Linked DNA regions of Homo sapiens: region 1 is linked to region 2. Evidence: chromatin loops called from intact Hi-C (ENCODE). Cell type or tissue: GM12878. All regions are shown on one strand. Links, peaks and the distances in the headings refer to the core of each region. The heading gives the core; the rest is flanking DNA. Region 1 has its middle 54 kb from the start of CCR2. Region 2 has its middle 70 kb from the start of XCR1.

Region 1 (12,210 bases), core at 1,654-9,653, 200 kb after region 2:
TTTCTGATAGCTTCCATGGTGCCCACCAAACACTTAGAACCAGCGTCCATGGACACAGTATTGAATTAAGCATTATGGCATGCACAGAGGATGTGAAACAATTGGAAGGCAATGAACAGCAGTGCCATGGTTTGATGTAGGGCTTCCTTATTCACAGTGAAGTTCATGGACTAACAGCATCCATACCCTCTGGGAGCTTTTCAGAAAGGCTGAATCTCAAGCCCCACCCCAGAGCTACTGATCAGAATCTGCATTTTTAGCAAGACTCCCAGATGATTTGTAGGCAGGTTAAAGTTTTAGAAATGCTTATATAGGCAATAAGGCAGACAGAAGAGACTGCCTGAAGTGGAGGCTGAGGCAATGTGCAAACAACAGAGAAGGGGCTGAAATTGGGGCTGCTACAGAAAGCTTCATGGACAAGTGGAGACTGGGCCAACACACAGGGCCTTTCTTTCCTTTACTCATGTGACCTTCCTACTGGGGGAATATGTGTTTGGTTACAAGTAATACACTGCCTCTCCAGCAAGGTGTCCAGGGATGTTACTTTTGCTTTCAGGAAACCCATGAAAAGGAAATTTCAACTCCTGTAATCAGGAAAGAAAGGAATAGCTCATGTGCTAAGAATGGCCTTCGTCCCTTAGCAAGGAACTGCTCTCTGAGTGCAGAAAGAGAGATTGAATGCCTACCCGAGCCAGACACTCCCCGGCTTTCTCTCCCCACTCGAAACACTGCTTACTGGACTGTGCCTCAGCTTGTCACCACCGACTCCCAGTGAGGAGTGCTCTATTTTAAAATTGCCCTTTGAGGCAGGGTCAGTGGCTCACTCCTATAATCCCAGCACTCTGGGAGGCCGAGGTGGGTGGATCACCTGAGGTCAGGAGTTCGAGATCAGCCTGGTTAACATGGTGAAACCCCATCTCCACTAGAAATACAAAAACTAGCCAGGTGTGGTGGCAGGTGCCTGTAATCCCAGCTACTCGGGAGGCTGAGGCAGGAGAATCACTTGAACCCAGGAGGCGGAGGTTGCAGTGAGCCAAAATGGCACCCCTGCACTCCAGCCTGGGCAACAGAGACTCCGTCTCAAAAAATAAATAAAAAATAAAATAAAATTGCCCTTCGAAGCTGTCTTTACTCCATGGATCTTCAAAAGGACGTTCATTACATTGCACTGGTAGTTGCCATCCTGTTCTCCAGGACACACTAATTAATGACTGCTACAGAAAAACAGGACAAGAGGAAGAAGAAGTCAAAGATGGTCTTCTGTGCTCCAGAAGCTCTGGAAGATGTGAGACTTGCAGAGCCTTTGATACACCAGTGTGGGACTCTAAGCTTATTTAAGCACTTTTTTCAAGATGTAAAAGACTTCAGGACAGGCTTCATCGCTTCTGTGTCTTCTCAAAGAAAACCCATTTTCTCTGAGACATTTTTCTCCTTGAATCCTGTACCAAGAATGACTGTGAATCTACTGGGGAACTACCTTGCCTGATCTTCTGAGTCTAAAAAATCAGAACATATGGCCGGGCACGGAGCTCACGCCTGCACTTTGGGAGGACAAGGCAGACAGATCACGAGGTCAAGAGATGAAGACCATCCTAGCCAACATGGGGAAACCCGGCCTCTACTAAAAATACAAAAATTAGCTGGGAGTTGTGGCGCATGCCTATAGTCCCAGCTACTTGGGAGGCTGAGGCAGGAGAATCACTTGAACCTGGCAGGCAAAGGTTGCAGTGATCTGAGATCACACCACTGCACTCTAGCCTGGTAACAAAGCGAGACTCCACCTCAAAACAAACAAACAAACAACATAAAAAAGAATCAGAACATAGATGTGTTCTGCTCTTTGCTCTGGTTGCTGGACAGCTGACAGCCACGTTGTTGTAGGGCATACAGCAATTCTGAACCTTGGAGCACACCCCTGGTGGCCTGGATCTGGTGTCCACTTGTTTTCTTCCATTTCTCATCTATTTATTTTCAGTGTTTTTCATGGCATATCTCTTATTTGTATGTCACATTGCATCTTTTTTCAAATGAAAACTGAGAGGCTAACTGCCTTGCCCAAGCTCACACAGCTTATCAGTGAGGAATACAAGATTCAGAGCCTAAGCTCTCCCATGCCCCCTCCCTAGTCTTGAGTAAGGCCCATGAAAGACTTGGCTGTGCGCACAACACTGGGAATTGGTAGGAAGTGACCATTATTGGACAGCAGTGATTTGACCTAATCATTTCCTCTTCTTATGCTTGTTTCTTGCTGGCTTGCCTTCTCCACACCCACCCTATAGTGCCCCTTCCTTACTCTCCAAAACTCTTCATCAACTCCCCAAATCCAAGACCTATAATCTATGACTGACAGCTCCAGCTTCTAAATAACCAGGTATATAGGAACAATGCCCCAATAGCCATAGCAACAGGGGTGGGTGGCATTCCAGTATATTGCATCTGTCACAGCCCCCATTTCCACCCGCCATCCCCACATACAGTAGAACCCCAGCCACAGGAACTCAACTGAATATGGCCTTGCTAACTCACACACAAACCCCAGCAGCTGCATCCATCTCTTTGAAATGAGGCTTTCATGCTGTGGCTGCCACATGGGCTCCAGATGGCATTCCAAGCAGGAAGAAAAAAACTAGGAGGAGGAAGGGACAACAACAATATCAGGAAGGGAAAATTTCCCAGGAATCCTCAGCAGACTTCTACTTAGGTCTCATTGGCCAGGACTGTGCACCTGGCCACCCCTAGCTGCAAAGGAGGCTGTCTTGAGTACAATCATGGCCAGAGAAAGGAGGAGAGATGGGTTTTGGGTAATCTGCCACACCAGAGAGGCCACCCTAAATCCCTGGGTTGAGTATAAGGTGCAGAAAACAGGCAGCAGAAGGGGAGCACCAGGGTCAAATAGATGAAGATGGTCATTTAAAGGGATGCAGTGGTCATTATGTGGCATCCCTAGACTCCCCTCTGGCACTGAAGGGCTCATCTTCCCAGTGCTTGGAGTTCTGCTAACATACCCCAAGCTCTCAGCCTTCTTTGGGAATCATGTTGGCTGAAAAGAGTCACCTTGCCCAAAGTCATGCCCCTGTCCAGGGGCAAGGGCGGCCCTCATCCATTGCCTCATCCCTGCATAATTTTGCAGGCCCATCCTAGCCCCAGAGTGCCATGTGGGGTAGGCTGAGGTTTTGAGACTGCGTGGCCTCCCCCTCTCTTTTCCCACATCCTCTCCTCCCCTTCCCTTCCTCCCACGGCCCTAGAGCGCTCCTGATAAGCATCCAGCAGGGTGATCTCCCTAAGCCACAGCCTGCACCAAAGAACAAACCACTCTTTTTTTCTAGTTAAACCTCACTGGCATCTGCTGAGTGCTGGGTGTGTTTGAGGCACTGAGCCAGGTGCTGGGAGTGGAGGGAATGGGTGATCCAAACATGAGTAAGATCAGTTCCCACCTTCTAGAATCTCACAGCCCAGTGCATGGAACTGGGAAAACACGTGACTCCGAGACAAGACAACAGATAGTAAGATAAATACAAAGTGTGATGGCTACTCAAAGGAGGAAGACGTTATAAATGTTTTGATAGGAAGTGGAGAGAGATTAGGAAATCTGGAGATGCTGCACATGGGAGGGAGACTTTGACAGGCCTCTGAAGGATGGCTGGGTAGAGCCCATGGCAGACAGCACTCCAGGCAGGACCGGCCTAAGCAAAAGCGCAGAGGGCTCAGCATGGGCCATGTCCAGATGGCAACACAGATCCAGTTTGGCCACAATGGGAAGTGAAACAGAGCACAAGTTAAGAACATGAGCTTCCAAGTCAGACAGTGCTGTGCTCAACTCGCAGCTCTGCCCTCTCTAAGAGAGGGATGTCAGCAGGTAACTTAACCTCCAACAGCCATGGTTTTCTTATCTGTAAATCAGGAATTGCAACACCCCCCTCTGCCCCAGGGGTCATTGTGGGGACTGAATAGTGGAAATATTAAACTACTACATGAACTCTTCGAGGAGCAGGAGGCTCCGTTGACACCCTAGTTTTTATTATACAAGCAGAAATATTAAGGCTACTTCTGCAGCCACTGGTTCTCAAAGTCAGATCCCTGATCAGCAGCATCCCATTACCTGCGAGCCTGCTAGGAATGCAGAATCTCAGGCCCCAACCCCAACCCAGACCTGCTGAATCAGAAATTCTGGGTGCGGCATCCAGCAGTGTATATTAATGAAGGGAGCTGAGGCACATGAAAACCTGAAAACCTCTGGGTTAAGCCAACAGAGGAATTTATTTTAAGGGTACAGGAGCTCTTCATGGAATTCAAAGACAGGTGCAGCAGGGCCTCAAAAAAGGGCGGCTGACAGAGATGGGAGACTGGGGCAACAAGGATCTCCTTCTGCTTCTCTCATCTCAACTTATCTTTTAACCTCTGCCTCTCTCTTCCTGTGGCTGCGAATAAGCTTTCTTTATGTCTTACTTCCACCAGCTGAGGGTTTCTATCGTAAAGGGTGAAATCTGAGAGGCTGAAATCTGTTTGTCTCCACTCCAGGTCACCCTGGAAGCCGCTCATTGGCCCAGATGGAGTTCGGTGCCTCTACCTGGGCCGCTTAATGTGGTTTAGAGGCTGAGACACTTAGTCTGAGTATAGGTGCTCTTGCCCAAACCAAATGGATGAAAGTGAGGTGCCGATTCAATGGGGTCTCCTATGCTAGGAACACCAGCCAGTCAGGTGCTGGAGAAAGAGATCAAGTTGAGACTGTGGAATTTAGGAGACTGTGGCTTTGAGACTAGTTCCATAGAACAGTGGTTCTCAAAGTGTGATCCCCAGACCAGCAGTCTCAGCCACATGATGTCAGAAGTGCAGTCTTGGCCCCAACCTACCCCAGAGCTACTAAACCAGAAACTCTCTTGGTGGCCTTGTCAATCCTTGCTTTAACAAGGACAAGTTAGAGAACCACTGTCAGGGAGGGCACAGAAAGAGGTAAAAAAAAAAAAAAAACTTTTAAATGAGAGAGACACATCATTTCTGTAGCCTCGTCCGTCTTTCACTCCATTTTCTTAGAATCATAATGAAACAGGCAAACGAGACATCAGAGGAAAACACATCCAGGGTGATGGCTCCCCCTTCTTTTCTTTCCTTAGTGCACAGTGCACATAGTAAAAGACAACTTCCCAAATTATGCAGGCTGTTAGAGCTGGAATAGAGCCTGATCTTCCCTCTTTACTTTTGGGGAAACCAAGGTCCTGAGGGATAGCATTTCAGAACCAGTGTCTCATTTACTGGCAGAGAAGGGACTGAATCTCAGGCCCCCTAACTTCAAGCAGTCATGATTTAAAAATGGAACTTGTCTAAGTCAAAGAGAAAAGTAACTGAGAAAGTAGATTCAAAGGCAGTCATACAAGACCTGCATAGAAAATTAAAAGCAATGCAGCCCTGGCCAGTGGAGTTAGCATCTACAGTGTCATTTTGTGGAATCCCAAACCGAATTATCAATCCCCGACATCCATGGTCAAGCCTTAAATTCCATCGTTATGATGACTAAGAGCTTTTTTCACTCACCACAAACCAGGTAAACCTAAACCACTGCCACCTCAAAATTAGAACATCCAAGGCTTTAACAAGAAAGGAAAAGAGAGGAGAGGAAGGAGACATCTTGTAGAGACATAACAAAAGAAAAAGACAGCTCATAAGTTCTTATATTGAAGTAGATCTGCCAAGTATCCAACAAGGGAAAAACAGCTAGAACATTGCACAGAGTTGTGAAAATCACCTACTTTAAAGTCTGAGCTTTGTAAAACTGCAAAAAGAGAGATACTCTTGGCAGTTAGTGTGTCAGCCTTAATAAAAGGAAGTGGCAAGTCTAGCCTGTGTCAGGGTGGATTAGCATGGCCTGTGTGGGATGCAAAAAGGACAGCAGACGACAAAAAAAAAAAAAAAAAAAAACATGAATATTACAAGGATTAAAAAAGAGGAACCAGACTGAACCAAAACGAAGAGATCTTTCTTTGGTCTTAGCTATGGGTTTTACCAAGATGTGGATGAGGAGGGGTGGGTATGGCTGGTTGTGCAGGTTGCCCTAAACAGTTGCACTGGCACTCTTGCCAGTGGGATAGGTGCAGAACTAAGTCCATCTGGTGCTCTGCTCATCAATCCATGCTCAGACCAGCCCGAGGGGACGGGGTGGTGAATGTTCCTAATCTTCCAAGGCCAGCAACAGGCTGAGGTTATAAGTGACAGAATCACCTAGCTGGCTTGCTTTTGATACTTGTTCTTTGATAGATGTATGTTCAAATTAACTGTTGGCAACCTGTACATTTCAAAGAATGACTTCGAGTCTTTTCAACTAATTTTCTTATTTTCTTCATAAACTTCCAAACTCAGGATATCCAATCAACCCTTTAGAGTCAATGGCTTGGTGCCTAGACAGAGCAAAATGAGAATCTCCCTTTCACAGAATGACACGAAGGAACAGATTCCCTCTTACAAAGAAGCACCAATTACAGGATAATCCCTTTTTTCTGGAGCCAGATTCAAACTCAAATTATTATTATTTTGTTTAATTTCATTGCTTGTTTCTGAAAATGCTTTTTTTGTGGGGGTGGGGATCCTTAGGGATTTTGCTGTTCTGGTTCGGGGTTTGCTTTCCTACTGCCTTTCATGATACCTCCATGCTTGCTGTGACTAGGATCCGTCAAGCACCCTTTACTTTTAGAAATTCTTCCCAAACACTCAAAATTACAGAAGCAGAAATAGCAGTGTCCTCCTCTCTCCAACAAGGAACAGGAAAGAAACTTGCCTGAAAAGGAGAAGCTGGTTTCCAATAAGTACAAACTAGAAGAGATGACTTGTTTGCTGTTTGGAAATTTGGAACCTTCGCAACTAGACTGTTTGTGGCAGTGAGGCTGGTGCCACCCATGTGCTTAGCATCAATAGTGTGGCCTGGGGCTACGTCTACGACCTGACCACTTAACACCATCGCGACTGCTACTGTCCTCGTCCAAGCCACCATCACAGGTGGGGCTTGCTTCCCTCCTCTGCCCTTCCTGTAATAGGCTATGCTCAGTGCAGCAGCCAGAGATCCTGTTAAAACATCCATCCCTCCACTACCCAGAGCCCTCTACTAGCTCCCCAGCTGGTTCCCAGTAAAGGGAAAAGCCCTTCCCATGGCCTGCTAGGCCCCACAAGACCTGGCTCCCAACCCCCTGCTCTGCCTTGGGTCCCACCACCACACTCCCCCTCACTTCCTCTGCTCCAGCCACACCCTGGCTCTCTTGCTGTTTCTTTCTTTCTCTCTTTCTTTTTTTTTTTTTTTTTTTAGAGGGAGTTTCACTCTTGTTGCCCAGGCTAGAGTGCAATGGCAAGATCTTGGCTCACTGCAACCTCTGCCTCCCGGGTTCAAGCAATTCTCCCTGCCTCAGCCTCCCAAGTAGCTGGAATTACAGGCGTGTGCCACCACGCCCGGACAATTTTTGTATTTTTAGTAGAGACAAGGTTTCACCATGTTGGCCAGGCTGGTCTTGAACTCCTGACCTCAGGTGATCCACCCACCTCAGCCTCCCAAAGTGCTGGGATTACAAGCGTGAGCCACCGAGCCCGGCACCCTTGTTGTTTCTTTGTGCCCATGTATAGAAATTTCTCTAGGCCGGATGTATACCTAAAAATAGAAGCGCTGATCAGGGCATCTCTACATTTTATAGATATGCCAAATTTCTTACAAATGGGTTTGTAATTTAAATTTCTACCCACATCGTGGGAGATGGTAGCTTTTGTCACGTTCTCTCCAATACTTGGCTTTATCACATATTTTAATTTTTACTAATCAGATGTGTGGGAAATGTGAACCCAACACAGGTTCAATCTACATTTTATTGATTATAATGAAAGTTGAGCTTATTTTCATGTTTATTGGTTATTTATATTTCCTATTCTGGAAATCTGCTGGGAAAGAGAGGAAACTGAGATAATGCGATTTCTTTAAAAGTTTATTCAGTTTTTCTATTTCTCATGAGTTGATTTTGGAAATGCATAATCTTCTAGAAAGTTATTCATTTCATCCAAATTTCCAAATGAATTGGCGTAAAGTTACTCCCTCTGTTCTCTCCTGAGGCCTACCCTCTATCCCATTTAGCTATCTTTTGTTGTTGCTTTAATATTACTTATTTGTACCTTTTCTCATTTCTTTTCATCACTCTTGTTAAAGGTGAGTTAATTAAGACTGAATAGCCTCAGATTAGGCTACTCACAGAGTTATGAAAAGAAGTTGCAGTTTTCAGAATCTTAGATTTCAGAAGAGTAAATGGCAAACTATGGATCCATGTTTTCATTTTCATTTAGTTTTAAATATTTTGTAACTTTTGTTCTGCTTTCATTTTAACTCATAAGTCCTTTAGAAATTTACTTATTATTTTATTTTATTATTATTATTATTTTTGAGATGGAGTCTCGCTCTGTCGCCCAGGCTGGAGTGTGGTAGTGTGATCTTGGCTCACTGCAACCTGCACCTCCCAGGTTGAAGTGATTCTCCTGCCTCAGCCTCCCGAGTAGCTGGGATTACAGGCACCCACCACCACACCCAGCTAATTTTTGTATTTTTAGTAGAGACAGGGTTTCACCATGTTGCCCAGGCTGGTCTCCAGCTCCTGACCTCAAGTGATCCACCTGCCTCGCCCTCCCAAAATGCTGGAATTACAGGTGTGAGCCACCACACCTGGCCAGAAACTTATTTTTAGCTTCCAAACACATGTTCTTCTGCTTTTTGCAATCTATATGAAGGTGATTTTTAATCTAATAAACTGGTCAGAAAGTGTGGTCTGTATGATACAGTTACTTGCAAACTTGCTAATAAGTCTAGTATAAATGTACACATGGTCAGCTTTTCTGTAAGTTCTGTGTCTTCTCTGTTTCATAACATCTGAGCTGGCAGGCCATGAATGGGCTATGAGTATGTTGTAGCGTATTGATTTATTCAGCCCTAGGACAGCTGGGCAATGCCTTATCATGAGCGCCATAGTCTGGGGTTCCTCAGAGGGCAGCCCTGGCTCAGGAAGCTCACCCCGGGTGGCAGGCACAAGAGGCTTATTCAGCCTTTGCTGCTCTATGGTATGTGCTAAGCCCAGGGATGACATCCACATCACCAGCCAGTTACAGAGCCCTTGACTGCCAATCCAGAACAAGGGGTCTGTCAAATCGCAGGAGGAGTTTGTCCATGTTACAGGTGTCCAGGAACCCGGAGCACAGCCCAGGTCTCCAGTAGAGTTGGGGGCTAGGGAGGCTCAGTCAGGGCTCCTGGAAGATATAGCTCCTGGCGGCAGCACCCATTCTCTGTTTTACATATTTTGGTCACTTCCCTCCATTGTGGCTGTTGTGCCCTTTTAGTGGCATCCCGACCATTTGCAGGGTGACCATTCTAACAATATATGCATGATTTGTGAAGTAGCACTGCATCATGTTAAAAACCCTACATGTGAAACATTTGATACCTTTGATATTTGTCTGTATTTCAAATTTCAAGATATTTCAACATTATATTTTCTAATGAAAGACAACTATTAGATCCTTCAAATATCATTTCAACTGTTGCAAACTTTTGAATGATTCTAAACATTTTGCTTTCATTTTTGTCACTTACTTATTTGAATAAAGCTTCTCATTGATCACGATTATCACGAATTTGAAATTATTAACAGGAAAAATCTTGATTTGAAATGTGCTTAGCAATTTTAAGTGTAAAATATGATAAAGCCTTATGTCTGTGGGAGCAACCTCATTTCTGATGTAAAAATTGGAAAATATTTTATTTGTAAAATTTTTGAAAAGTCAGTATTTAACATTTTATAATGCTGAGAATTTTGTATTTCTTCTTGTTATATTAACAAAATGAAAATTACCTTCTTGGCAGATTGTTTCTTTAATGTTATGTAGTTTTTCTCTTTCTCAAATTAAACCTTTTGCCTTAAATTCTATTTGATGTTACTCTTCAGCATGATTTTGGTGAATTTTTTTTCTAGAATACCTCTCCATCCCTTTATTTTCAGTCTTCCTATGTGCTTTTGTTATAGGAGCTCTTGTATAAGCAGTGTCTGAAAGTCTACATCCTTAAGAAATTATGTTATTCCATTACTTTTTAACTTTTTTTTGATTACGGATATAATCAGACTCGCTTTAGCTAATCTGTTTTGTTTTCTGTTGACCAACTTTTTCCTTTCTTAAATCTCTTCCCTTGTCTTTAGTCTGCTTTTCCCCCTGGAATTTATACAGTGTAGTCAATTCTCTTTGAAGTTACTCTTATTTTTCTTTGTTTTAAAAAACATCCATCTTGAATTACAGGTTTTTCTAACAGATTCTAAAGTTTTTCAATATTTCTATTTTTCTTCTCAACGCGACATAAATTTTTGCACACTTTGCTCAATGAGCATTACCTCCCTACTATCTAGTCATTGCTGCCCTGAGGTTTAGGGGATTTTGTTTAGGTGGTTTTCTTTTACATTTCTAAACAACGTAAGTTTTCTTCCATCAGCAGTTAAATTTACCAATCTATTTTTATCAGTTTCTGTCCTTACAGCCATTTCTTGTATGTCATGATTTTCTTCTAGGTTCACTTTTCTTCTTGTGGAAGCACATTTTAAAAATAGTTCTTTTAATGAGTGCCTGTAAAGAGTAAAATCCCTTAATCCTTGTATGTCTTAAGATGTCTTTCATTTGTCTTCACTCTTGAATAACAATTTAGCAGGGTGTAAAATTCTATGTTGATAGTCATTTTCCTTGAACACCTTGTCATCTGGCATAAAACCAATCTTTTCTCGATGATGTCTTTCAAGGGATTCTCTACATCATTAATGTGCTACAATTTCACAATAATATATCTAGGCATATGTTGAATAGAACATTCATGTCCTCCAATTCTAGAATAATTATTAGTTATTAATTTTTCCGATGTTAGTTTTCACTGATCCCCTTCTCTCTTATTTTTTGAAACACCACGCAAATGTCAGTCTCTCAATCTATTCTCTAGTCTCTTATTAGTTCTCCCACATAAAATATCTTTGCTCCTTTGAGCTATGTCCTGGGTGGGTTTCTCCATATTAATTTCCAATTCATGGATTTTCTTTGTGTGTAGTTTGGAGAGCATTATTTTCCATTTTGATGACAATAATCTTAATTTCTAAGATTTTACTATTTTTGATTTGTTCTTTTTCATATACTCCTTCTTTTTGTGTCATTTCTTCCCATATTATTTTGTAGTCATTGCTCTATTTTAGTATCAAGTAATTCCTTCATTTGTTTCTCCAGAATAACAAAATACAGTAATTTTAAAGTCTTTTTTCAATTAATTCATCATTAATTTCATCTGGAGTAAATCTGAATCAGGATGATTCTGGACACAACTATCACAAAAGCTAACCAAAATTAATAGATTAAACAAAAAGGGGAGTTATTGTTTCACATAACAAAACATCCTGAGTTAAGATAATAAGACAATAATCAATCATAAGCAATATTTTAAGATAAGAAATCTACATGCGTTGCTTATTTATATCCTATAGCTAATAAATCATAATGCCCTTTTAATTACAAGTGTCTATACCTTCAGAAATAAAAAAAAAAATTTAAATTTTAGTACCAAGTACAATAAATTATAAAGTAACAGAACCAATTTAGCAAATCAGACTTTTGATACTTAAAGTGATATTTCATAGTAATTATAGTTATATCTAAAGTCTAGGTATCTTGAAAATCTCTGTTAAAAACACACTGCAAGAATGATTTTTTATGATAAAAGAAAAAGGTGGTCACAATTAGCAAAATTTTCTCATCCAGTCTTTACCAGACAAAAATGTAGGACCAATATTCTTGTGAATGTTCTCTGCTTAATACATTATTGGAATTGACTTTTTAATTACCTTTATGGTTTAGAATTTTGTCTGCCCTCTACAGCTGCAGAGAGGTGGTATATTTTAAATTGGGGTGTCTATATGTTCGCTGCTAGTATATAGAAGCACACCTGATCTTTTAAAAAACAATTTTTTTGAGACAAAGTCTCGCCCAAGCTGGAGTACAGTGGCACGATCTTGGCTCACTGCAGCCTCCCTCTCCCCAGTTCAAGTGATTCTTGTGTGTCAGCCTCCCCAGTAGCTGAGATTACAGGCACATGCCACCAAGCCCAGCTAATTTTTACAGTTTTAGTAGAGATGGGGTTTTGCCATGTTGGCCAGGCTGGTCTCGAACTCCTGGCCTCAAGTG
Region 2 (12,210 bases), core at 94-8,093:
GAGTGCTGAATTCTGCCCCTCTTAGCATATGTCTGGTTGGGCCCAAGTGCTATATGCTCATCTGTTTTTTTGTCTATTACTGTCTTAATCTGTTTTGTGCTTTTATAACAGAATACCACAGACTGGGTAACTTATAATGAACAGAAATTTATTGGCTCATAATTCCAGAGCCTGGGAAGTCCAAATCAAGTCATCTGGTGAGTGTCTTCTTGCTGTGTCATTGCAAAGTAGAAGGTATCACGTGGCAGAAGGCATCATATGGTGGAAGGGAAAAAAGAGAATGAACCCATTCCCTTGAGCCTGTTTTTCAGAGGCATTAATCAATTCATGTGAGCCGAGCCCCCATGATTAAAGACGTTACTTCAGGCCCTACCTCCCTACAGTGTTGCACTGGGGGTTAAATTTTAACATGACTTTTGGAAGAGACAAACATTCAAACCACAGCAGTTATTGAACTATGCAGATTCCAGACACCTAAACTTTCCTGCTGGAGTAGACTTCCTCCTTGCACCTGCAGCTAGACAGATGAAGCCTGCCACTCCCACGGTTCCCTTTGTGTCTTTGTGAGGGAGTCTTCTTGCAGATCATCCTGGTAGACCTTGGGGGAAAGTGCTTGGTTTGGGAGGTGCAACATCCCATAATTACCCCTGCAATGTCTAAACCTTCACAGAACAAAGAATCATCACTAATGTTTCACAATGCACAAGGCTCCTTTGTATGCACTCAAGGTTCATGTTTTATCTTATTTTACCCCTGCTGTTTGGAGAGTGAGGTCCCATGGGGATTTTGAAAGCAACACAAGTTGTTCCTGTCTCCAATAAGTGTTTGAATGAAGTAACAGGTGTGCATAAATAAATATAGTTAGAAAAAGTTAATATCTTCTCACTGAGACATGTGCTTATGTTTGGTTAAGGTCTCTGTTTTCATCCTCATCATCTCTTTGTGGCTCTAAACAATTCTCTTGCATTTGAAAACATTACCTGCTTGCTAATAAATGTTTTTATTTAGGACAGAATTCATTCTGAGCCTTGCTCCTGGGGTAACTTGGATTGAGATAGCAGGGGAGTGGGTGAGTTTCCACTCTTATCTGATGGTGGCAGCTGATAGTAACCAAAAGGAACTTTGTGGTTGTGCATGACCAAATTGTCTTAGGTCAGTTTCAACACCTGGGCAGTAGGAAGCGCACATGCATAAATAAGCAGTGAGAATTTGCTACATATTTTAATAGAGGGACCCAGGGAAAGCTAACCTCACACATAATGTGTCTCGCAAACCCCTTGAAACCTTCCCTGGGCTATGGCAGTGCCTCCCCTCTTCTTCCCTGGCCTTTCCCACAGCACCCAGCTCTGATCCTTGTTTCTACTTCATGCTATGGAAAATCTCTTTCCTTCCACAGAAAATATGGGAACAGCCCAAAGTCCAGGCTGGAAGCTCCCTTTGACTCTTTGAGAAGTGGGCTTCTCAAAGGCCCTTTTTCCTCAAAGAAATCCTCATGCCAGCAGCTACAAAGGTATTTCCTTGATAGTCTTTGCAATGACCATGAAAATACTGATCATTGGAAGGGAAACATGATGGTTCAAGGTTCTTGATAAAGAGTTAGGCATTGTAAATTCTGACCTCCTTGCATTTCCTCATGGTAGTTTTGGGGTGTTGTTCAGATGGATGGAGGGCTGTCAGGCTTGGTTTGCTTCCGGGTCTCTCTAGCCTTCTTATTGTGACAGCCAAAACCATACTCATGGTCCTTCCTGCTGGATTCTGGATGGCTCACCTCCATGGAGGTCCTCTCATTGCTCTGGTTCCAATCTTGTGCTCCAGTTCTGGCTGCTAGGCCTTTGCCTCACTTCCTGGGTCTTCTCTCTCTTCCTCATGGAAATCTGCTCATTCCCTAGTCTCTCTAGAATGGGCCCTGCCTTAGACCCAAAACCCTTTCCCCACCTATTTGGGGGCTGGCTTCCTGACTTAGTGGTTGTGACCCTGAGACATGACGGATGATAGATCTTTCTGATGAAAACTGTCTTCCCCAACCCACACACACACTGAGCTTACAAGGGCACCTTCTACTTCCCAATTTGATCTTGTACAATTGGGAGGTTCTTTTTGGTTAATAAAAGCAGCCACCATTGTAGTAGGTGTTTAGGGCCAGCTCCTCCTCACAGCCTCACTGCAGGTTACCATAAAAGCAAGTCTCAGACTGAATTCTTCCCCCCAAAACAGACATTTATTAGCAAGCAGGCTCACATCAGTCACCTCCTGAGTGTGATAAAGTCCAGCATCTCTGTTCTTTAGGAGGTTCCAACGAGATCTTGCATGAAAGAGAGGTTCAGTTAAGGCAAATATCACAACAGTCTAGTAGTAGGATTGGTGAACCATCTAGTCAGACTGAGGTTGGCCCGCATTCTCCTGAACCAGAAGCTGACACAAATGTCGTGGGTGACATTCCTAAGTAGGGAGGAAGAAAGGCCCATTAGATTCGAATGGCCTGTTCATGTAAGTTTGTGGAGTTTCTTGCTGTGGAGTTTCATGCTTCACTGATGAAAACTCATGTCCATGTTCATTATATTAATGAACAAAACTGCTGGCACTAATCAGAGAAGAAGACAGCTGAAGCACTTGTGGGTGTCCGTCTGGGGTATGGCCTTCCGATTACACTCTAATTACCACCCTGGAGTTGTCTTGATTAGGGCAACTGGCTTCCTCTGGAGTGAAGATTTAAAAGGCTACACCCACACTTAGATTACATTTTCAGTGCCAATATATTTTTAAGTAAATTGCAGATATCATAGTACCAGGGTACTTCAGCCCCTATATTAACAGTAATGAACACATTTCTTTGGTTTACAACATGTTATTTCATGATTTCAGCTCCTTGCAAAGTAAGTCCCCTAAAGTATTTCTAAGCAGCCCCAGGCATCTTACAGAGACTGGCCAATAGTTCCATTTAGCACAGCCCTTGCTTCATCCCTTAACCACTTCCAGCTCCCTTTGCAATGGGCATTCATTGCTTGGCTTGCCTACAACAGCCTTCCCATTCTGGGGGAAAGCTGCTTTTTCACCAATCCAACCATCCCTGTGGTGTGAGGATGAACACACGATCTGCCTGGGCCAATCACAGTGGCCTCATCCCTTTGGCCAAAGCAATTGGCCAGGAATGGGCAAGTGGGCCCACAAAGCCAATCACGAGCCTTCTCTGGGATTTTTTTCCACCTGGAGCTGGTGAGGATGCTGATTCTCCTCCCTGCCATTGTTGGTTCAGAGCTGCCTGCAGGCATGGCTTTGACTTTGTGGGGACAGCTGGACTGAGAGAATGAGTCCAATATGCAGAGAGAATCAGAGACATAGGTTGTTATGGACTGAATGTTTGTGTCCCTCACCCCAAATTCATATGTTCAAGTCCTAACCTCCTATGTGATAGTATTTGGAAGGTGGGGACTTTGGGAGGTAATTGGGTTTAGATGAAGTCATGATGGGATTAGTGCCCTTAAAAGAAGAGGAAGAGGACACACTGAAACTCTCTCTTCAAGTGTGCACACACAAAGAATTGTCATAGGAACACATACTGAGATGCTGGCCATCTGCAAGCCAGGAAGGGGGACATCACTAGAACCAAATCCGTCTCCACCTTGATCTTGGACTTCCCAGCCTCCAGAGCTGTGAAATAGATGCCTATTGTTTAAGCCACCCTGTCTATAGTAACTTGTCATAGCAACCCAAGCTGACGAAGATGTAGGTGAAGAAAGAGGAAGTCCTGGCAATATTCAAATCTTCGAATCCAGTTGTCCTTGGGTTTAGCTGCACCTCTGTACTCTGTGTGATTTGGTTACACAGCCCACAGATTCCCTTTTTTGCTAAAGCTGGTTTGAGTTGAGTTTCTTTCTTTCTTTCTTTTTTTTTTTCTGAGACGGAGTCTCGCTCTGATGCCCAGGCTGGAGTGCAGTGGGGCTCACTGCAAGCCCTGCCTCCCTGGTTCACACTATTCTCCTGCCTCAGCCTCTGGAGTAGCTGGGACTACAGGCTCCTGCCACCACGCCTGGCTAATTTTTTGTATTTTTAGTAGAGACAGGGTTTCACCGTGTTAGCCGGGATGGTCTCCATCTCCTGACCTCGTGATCCAACCACCTCAGCCTCCCGAAGTGCTGGGATTACAGGCTTGAGCCACCGCGCCCAGCCTGAGTTGAGTTTCTGATGAATCCGTTCACTGTCAACAGTCAGTAGTTGCTTTACAGGAGCTTTCACTCCTTATTGAAGCCCTATGCCTGCTATCAAGGACCACAATCACCCACCCTGTCCTTCTGATGCTGCCCAACATGTCTGAATCCTGACCTGAGGATCATCTAGGCCAAAATGGAGACCCTAAGTGTTCCAGTGCAGTCTGCTTGTGGCCAGCTTACCTGGCAGATGTCCACTCACAGGGTTAGGAGAAGGTCCACAGTTCTGGACTTGCCGACAACTGGTTAATGCATACCACAGATCAGTTAAGGCCTATTAAGTGATTTTGGCTTTCTATTCTCAACACTGTCCCTGGTTTGGACTACAGATTATATTGCCAGCCAAGGTATCACAATGACCATATGCTTCAGGAATCATTTTTGCCTTCTGGGAAGAACTTTCCCGGGACCTGAAGCTGATCTCGTCCACTCAGTGTGGCCAGGTCCTGGGTCCTAGGTCCCCAGTTTCTCCCCATTCTTAGGCCGCCCACCATGTACCCTGTAACTGAACTGTGATCTCTGAGTGGCTTCAGGGCAGGTTGTGGGTCTGGCTGCTCTGTGCCCATTGGAGCATCCCTGCCTCACAGCTCATCTGCTGATGTATGATGCAGCTGACTCATCCCAAACTTGTGGCCTTGGCAAGTAGGACCCTCTCAATCCCTATCCGCACTTTCCACACAGAGGAAGCCAGACAGCATTGTGTATTGATGGTTTGTTTCCATCTCACTAATCAAGAGGCTGAAAGCAACAAACTCTTTTTTTTCCTCTATCTCAACTTTTATTTTAGGTTCTGAGGGTACACATGCAGATTTGTTAGATGGGTAAATTGAATGTTGCTGAGGTTTGGTGTACCAATGGTCCCATCACCAGCGATGGATATAGTCTGGAGGGCCAGACTCCAGGTTTCTTGTGGCTGAGGAATACACTCCTGTCTTGCTGAAGCCCTCCCTATGGAGTGAGCTCTGTGGACCAGCAGCTTGGGCATCGCACAGGAGCCCATTAGACATGCTGAACGTCAGGGCCAGCCCCAGGGCTTCTGAATCACGGTCTGCATTTTAACAAGATCCCCGGGTGATTTCTGTGTACAGGATGGTTTGAGAGGCACTGGTTTAAGCCACTATTTTTTTTTCCTGTTATTTGCAGCTGAACCCAATTCTTTCTTTCTTTCTTCTTCTTTTTTTCTATAGGGCTTTTAAAAAATGTTTCCTCACTGTTTTGACAATATCATGAAAAAAATTCAGTTTAGAATCTGGAACTGACCTGGATGAGATTCAGGGGCAGCTACATGGCAAGGGCGGCACAACCTCTTTGATTCCCTCCCCACGGTGGGAGCTAAGCTACTGGTAATGGAGGCGCCGACAGGCACCAAACCAGGAACTAAGTTAGTGTCTCAGGCAAGAAAGGGGAGGCGAGGCCGGAGCCACTGCGGGGACCCTCCTGGTTATAGTTAGTTGTCTCTCTCCCTCCCCACACTGGCGACATGAAGACAGGCAGGTGGGTCAGGTGTTCCAGGACAGAAAAATAACCAGCAGTCAGCCCTCAGGCTCACACCTGAGCTTCTGGTCAATCCCCTCGGCTGAACCCGCTTCTTGTGGATAGAGTAGATGATGTCCAGGTGGGGTCACTGAGAGAGTGGGGCTGGAGAAGGGATTTCTGAGCGGCTCACTCATGGGCACCCTCACCTCCCTTCCCTGCATGCAGGCCTGACTTTCTAGAAAACCCTCATTTCTAGAATGAGGGGTGTGGGAGCCTTGGCTAGAGCTGTTCTGGGGCCCAGGGTCTCAAAAAGCAAGGTTCCTGTCCCCTGTGATTGCCTTGCTCCGGACCCCTATGTCTCCAGCACCAAGAGTGTCAGGGTAGACGACGGTGTGGAGCTCAGTGGAGGCGGATAAGGGGGCTGTAGTCATTTTGAAACCTTACGGTATTATAAAATAGATCATCCTTCCTGGAAGCCATGGCCTTCTGTTTTTAAACACAGGCGTTTCTAGGCTGAATTTCTGGGGCCTCCTCTATGACTCAGACTTGATTGCCTAAGAGGGTCACAATCTTTGGTACAAAATTCCAAGAAGGGTCCCTCCCAGCACATGCACATCCACATCCACCCAGGTCTTGTACACCAGCACCTCTCAAACTTTAATGCCCAAATGTATCCTCTGGAGATTTTGGTGAAAGGCAGTCTGGCTTGTGGCCTAAGACTCTGTGTCTCATAAAGCCTCCTGGTGCTGCAGCAGCTGCTGCTGCTGCTCTGAGAACTACACTTTAAAAGGCAAGGTTGTAGACTCTCTACTAACAGCTAGTGGATATTTCTTAGTTACAGCCTCTCATCTTCAAAACCTGACCCCACAATTCCAGACACTCCAGTTAGAAAGGTCAAATTAATTGTCATTTGTTACAGGATCTCACCACGAGTGTGGCTTCTCTTGGACAGGTGAGGGTAGAAGTTTCTGTTTCTCTTTGTTTTGCTTTTATTAATAACCTACTACACACAGAACTTCATTTTAGATAAAATCCTGGCCAAGACATGAACAGGTGTGTAAGTAACTCTGTGGACAGTGGGATTTACTTTCATCTGGGTTCCTGGTGGTGAATGATATCTCCATGTTTAGAGAGCACCTCTCAGTTTGATGTGGCAGTTTTTTGCTGTGGTTATGACTTTCAACATACTTCCTGCTTTTCTTGCAAAACAGAGAAGACTCACTCCTCTGTGGGAGGCCACAGCCCAAATGATTGCTGGCTTCTTCAAGGGCTGGAGCAGGGCTTGCAGGGGATTGCTGGCCTTCAGTGTGTGAGGTCTTTGGCCTTTTTCTACGTGAACATCAAGGTTAATCTATGTGGACTTGGCCTTCTGTTGGAGCAAGTTATTGCAATGCTGTTGGAGGAGCATGAGGTTCTTAGCACTTCTTAGCTTCAGATATCAAGGGAGATTCTTGTCCAACAACAACAGAAAATAGAGCCCAGCCATTTTTGTCATCAAGATTGCCAGGGTCGCATGATCTCAATGGCAATGCTCACACTTGCTAGAAATTTGGATTCATAAGCTTTTGAGTTAAACAGGGTCTGAGAATCCTTAAAGCTAACTCCTCTCTGTTTCAGAGGTGCAAACTGCTAATGAGAAAGATGCCAATCTGGTTCTTATTCTTTTTTTTTTTTTTTTTTGAGATGGAGTCTTTGTTGTCCAGGCTGGAATGCAGTGGTGTGATCTCATCTCACTGCAACCTCCACCTCCTGGGTTCAAGTGATTCTCCTGCCTCAGCCTCTGGAGTAGTTGGGATTACAGGTGCCTGCCTCCACACCCAGCTAACTTTTGTATTTTTAATAGGACGGGGTTTTGTCATGTTGGCCAAGCTGGTCTCAAACTCCTGACTTCAAGTCATCTACCTGCCTTGGCCTCCCAAAGTTGGTTCTTATTCTTTTGTTGTTTATTTGTTTCTTGTTTCTCTCTGAGAGTGTTTAGGATCTCCTTAGATTGTTGGTGCTCTGAAATTCCAAGAGGTTATTTCTATGGATCACTCTTTGTTCATTGTGCTCAGTGCTTGGGGTCTTTCAATCCAAAGCTTATATCTTTCTTCAACTCCGGGAGATTTTTTTCAATTGTTTCTTTGATAATTTTCTGCTTTCTGTTTTCCTTCTTCTCCTTTTCTGAAATTCCTGCAATGTAAATGTTGAGCCACCTAAATTGACCCTATGTATTTTTTTTCTCCAATTACCCATTTTATTTTGGTCATTTTACTCTGTATTCTGCAAGTTCTTCTTGAATTTTTAATGTATTTTTTCTGTCTTTGACTTTTGGTTTCAAAAAAATTGAATGTATTATATTTGTGATAATAAAAAGTAAATATATTTTAAAAGGGATTTAGAACAAACTCTTGGTTTTCAACTGCTCCTTTTTAATAGAAGATTTTTTTTTTTTTTTTTTTTTTTGACAGAGTCTCGGTCTGTCACCAGGCTGGAGTGCAGTGGCGTGACCTGGGCTCACTGCAACTTTTGCCTCCCGGGTTCAAGCAATTCTCCTGCCTCAGCCTCCTGAGTAGCTGGGATTACAGGTGCCCACCACCATGCCCAGATAATTTTTGTATTTTTAGTAGAGACGAGGTTTCACCATGTTGGCCAGAATGGTCTCAATCTCTTGACCTCGTGATCCACCTGCCTTGGCCTCCCAAAGTGTGGGTTTTGTTTTACGGACGTATCATCTTGGTTCTCCAAGAGGATAATTAGAGTTTAAGGTTTTTACTTAGTTCTTTTTCCTTTCCTTGTTCTACCTCCTCCAAGTTCATTTGTTCTGTTGACTTATCTTGGTCCTTTTCTTTTCCTGAGTGAATGGTGTTTGTGGCAGCTCATTTCTATTTATGCATTCTAGGTTGGGTTGTTAAGTTGAAGTAAATGGGGGACTGGGGTCCTTCTGCGAATGAGAAGGTGTGACTGTGAGCTCTCTGGCTGTGGAAGGGGGTGCTGATGGGTAAATCTTGCTTTCTTCTGTGAGAGTGGGAGAAGTCAAACCAATTCAAGGAGACCCCTGCTCTAAGATGTTACTCCCATGTTGGAAGCCTCAGCCCCTTCCAGTCAGCTTTTATTTGCTTTTTAAAAAGATTATTTCTCAAGGGTGCAAGGGTGGTAAGGGATAAAAGACTAAACACTGGGCACAGTGTACTGCTTGGGTGACAGGTGCAGCAAAATCTCAGAAATTACTACTAAAGAATCTATCCCTGTAACCACCTGTTCCCCGAAAACTATTGAAATAAAATAAAAATAAAAAAGGATTATTTTTCCAGCTTTTAAGGTAAAAGCTGCCATTTTCTGCCCATGGGATTAGGGAGAGGTGGGATGGTGAAGGCCAGTTTCCACAGCAGTTTAGGTCCAGTCATTCCATCAATCACTTCCTTTTATGCTCACCCTGGTCTTTGTACTTTCCAACCTCCAGAGGCTCTAACGTGAAGGACATCACCCCCTGCCACTGCCCTCACCAATAACTTCCACTTTTATTGCAACCCCAAAATGTGTTCTGAGCATCTAGGAAGCTAGAAATCAGCCTTCCTCATCAACTTCCTTAAAATTGGGGATTTAAGTAATACTTTTTAGAATCTGTCCACTCAGCTTCCAGGCCACATCCCTCTGACCCAGCTCCACCCCATTTCCATCCTTATTGTTTCTGGGGGAAGCCACTTGATGATGCCAAGTATTTTCCAGTTCTGCTTTTGACCGCACTTTGCAAAGTAGTGTATGGTATGATGCTTGTTCCTTCCTTGGTTTGGAAGACTTTTGCCTGTTTTCTCAAAAACAAATGAACAAAAATCTCTGGTGTTTTTTGGATTTGGTGGGAGGGAGAATTTTGAATCTGCTTCAAGTCCCACATCTTTCTCTGCCACCTCACACGATTAATATCAAGAAGCACAGACAACTCTCATTTATTTCCCACTTTCAGTGAAAAAGAAAAAGCACCAACCTTGCTTGTTTTGGTTCCATTTTGGTTTGTTCTGTTTGTTTTTAATAGCTGTTCACATGAATGTATTAACCTGGATGGGATCTTGATTTGACCTAGAGTCATACTAGGTGGCTGAGAGGACACTAGTCAGCTTCCTCTCAACTATGAGATGACCTAGTGGTCAGCCTTCAGGGTCTGGATTTTCCTCAGGAGGGTCCTTGCTAAAAGTGGCAGAGTCCATTTTCAGTCCAAGACAGAATGAGATGAAAGAGAGAATCAAGGATGTGGACCTGATTGCCTGGAGACCTGTGTTCTAGTCCCACCTGGCCTTCTTATCAACTGTGCAGGCTGGGGCAAGTGGTAGCCTCTCCCCAGCTTCATTTTCCTCCTCTGTAAAATAGTTGGGTGGGTCCTGATGTCTCCCAGATCGCTTTTACTTTCTAAAACTCCATGATTCCTTATAAAGTAGGCTTCTAAAGAGCAAGTAAGGGCAGGAGAGGATGTGAAGGGGAAGAATAATTAATATCCACATTCAGCCCTAATTTGGTTAGTATGGTTTCATTAATAATGGAAATAACAACAATTGCCATTGATGAAGACTATTTATGTTTCTGTTTCAGAAACAATATCTGCTCTTGGAGTCACTGCCACCAAGGGAATAACTTTACCTGGAATATGGACTGGGAGCTCAAGCCAAAAGCATGGACAAGGGAGTCCCAGATTACAGGATACTATTATGACTTTTGCATAAATATAAACTCCTATTAGATAAATTGATAAGATGTGCTCTGGTTAGCTATTGCTGTGTAACAAACCACCCCAAACAGTGGTTTAAAGCAATGACATTCTAGGGTTGGCTGGGCTCAGCCAGGTGGTTCTTATGTGGTCTATCATTAAGGTGCAAAAAGATAGTGGCTGGGTTAGGGCCATTCTGAAGAGTTATTCACTCACAGGTCTAGAACCTGGGCTGAAGGACTCAAACAGCTGGAGGATCTATCTATCTATCTATCTATCTATCTATCTATCTATCTATCTATCATCTTCTATCTATCTATCTATCATTATCTTTCAATCTCCTCCATATGATCTCTCCCCAAAGTGGCTCCAGGGTAACCAGACTTCTTACATGACAGCTGGAGCCTTGGAGTAAGTTTCCTAAAGAGACACTGGTAGAAGCTGCATGATCTTTTCTAATCTGACTTCAGAAGTCACACTTCTACTACATTCTGTTCATTAATGCAGCCACAAGGGCCCGCCCAAGTTCAAGAGGTGAGGATACTGACTCTGTCTCTTAATGTGCAGAGTGTCAAATAATTTACAAGCACGTTTCAAAAACCACCAGAAGTTGCAAGAATGAATCAGTTAGTGTTGATGAATATCAATATAATATAGTTACAAAATGAATTATTGCAAGATTTAAAATTTGCAAACTCTGATAGTCACCTAGTGACCATCTCACCAAGCATTTCTAGAGGTGCCCACCACTTGATTTCCAGCCTAGGTGCTGCCCTGGCCTAAGCAGAGACCCCAGTTATACATTGGAGTAGGCAATGGAGAGTCAAGATGACCTGATTCTGTCATGCTGAGTCATATGACCTTTGATATATCACTTTAACTTACTGGGCCTCATGTTTCTCCTGCATAGTGGAGATACTAGCCTTGCCTTACCTATGTTGAAGAATTGTGATGAGACTCAAATAAGAATGTACTTTATAACTGCAAAGTGTTCTACAAAGGAAGAGAATGCTCCCTCCTGTTTCTTGCCTCTTCTGAACACTGGTGAAGCCATGAGGCCTTAAGAACCTTGTCACATTAAAGGTTAACCCTCCAGGAATCTTCTGTTACACATTTCTTCCCAATAGCCCTGGGTTCTCATGGTGTCCACTGGCGCCTATTTACTGGGTTCTTCTGGGAGGGATGGAGTGTTTGGCTTTTCCCCACGTGGCTTGACTGCTGGCAATCACCTCTGTGTGCTTTTTTTTTTTTTTTTTTTTTTTTTTTTTTATGGAGTCTTGCTCTGTAGTCCAGGCTGGAGTGCAGTGGCATGATCTCAGCTCACTGCAACCTCTGCCGCCTGGGTCCCGGTTCAAGCAATTCTGCCTCAGCCTCCTGAGTAGCTGGGATTACAGGCACGTGCCACCATGCCCAGCTAATTTTTGTATTTTTAATAGAGACAGGGTTTCACCATGTTGGCCAGGCTGGTCTTGAACTCTTGATCTCGTGATCTGCTTGCCTCAGCTGCCAAAGTGCTGCGATTATAGGCATGAGCCACCGCGCCTGGCCCTGTGTGCTCTTTATTATGGGATGGCTTTTCCAGTCCACAGGGAGGATCTTCCCTACAACTGACAGCATAAGGCTGGGTTCAAGGGGTGAAATGGACAGTGCTTTGGGACCTGGTGGCAGAAAAGCTAATGTGAAACTGACAGAAGAGAAATTTATTTACCAACTCTCCAATCTACACCTCCAACACAGACTTGCTTTTCTTTTAAAGGACCCAAGTTTGCTTCTTTTCAAAACATTAAAAATATTTAGTCAGAGACAGTTCAGCCTCTCAGTGCTTCCTCTTTAGCAGAGAAGATCCAGAAA

Evidence for each region. Peaks named below come from ENCODE experiments on the same cell type or tissue, not always from the same donor. Only the 100,000 strongest peaks of a DNase experiment are listed, where the experiment ranks them.
Region 1: a loop joins it to region 2, with 3 times the contacts of the local background. A loop is called at or near these places in 4 of 110 quality-filtered maps.

The regions. Positions count from the first base shown.
Region 1 is chr3:46,294,484-46,306,693 of GRCh38, forward strand. No RefSeq gene overlaps it. Among named protein-coding and RNA genes, the nearest start is that of CCR2, 54 kb to the right of the region's middle. In GM12878, for the core only: no CTCF peak of the experiment used is centred there; a DNase peak (open chromatin) is centred at 4,928; H3K4me3 peaks cover 385 bases; H3K27ac peaks cover 2,662 bases.
Region 2 is chr3:46,091,744-46,103,953 of GRCh38, forward strand. No RefSeq gene overlaps it. Among named protein-coding and RNA genes, the nearest start is that of XCR1, 70 kb to the left of the region's middle. RefSeq lists an enhancer at 5,897-6,006. In GM12878, for the core only: no CTCF peak of the experiment used is centred there; DNase peaks (open chromatin) are centred at 1,158, 3,778, 6,248 and 6,848; H3K4me3 peaks cover 1,760 bases; H3K27ac peaks cover 7,566 bases.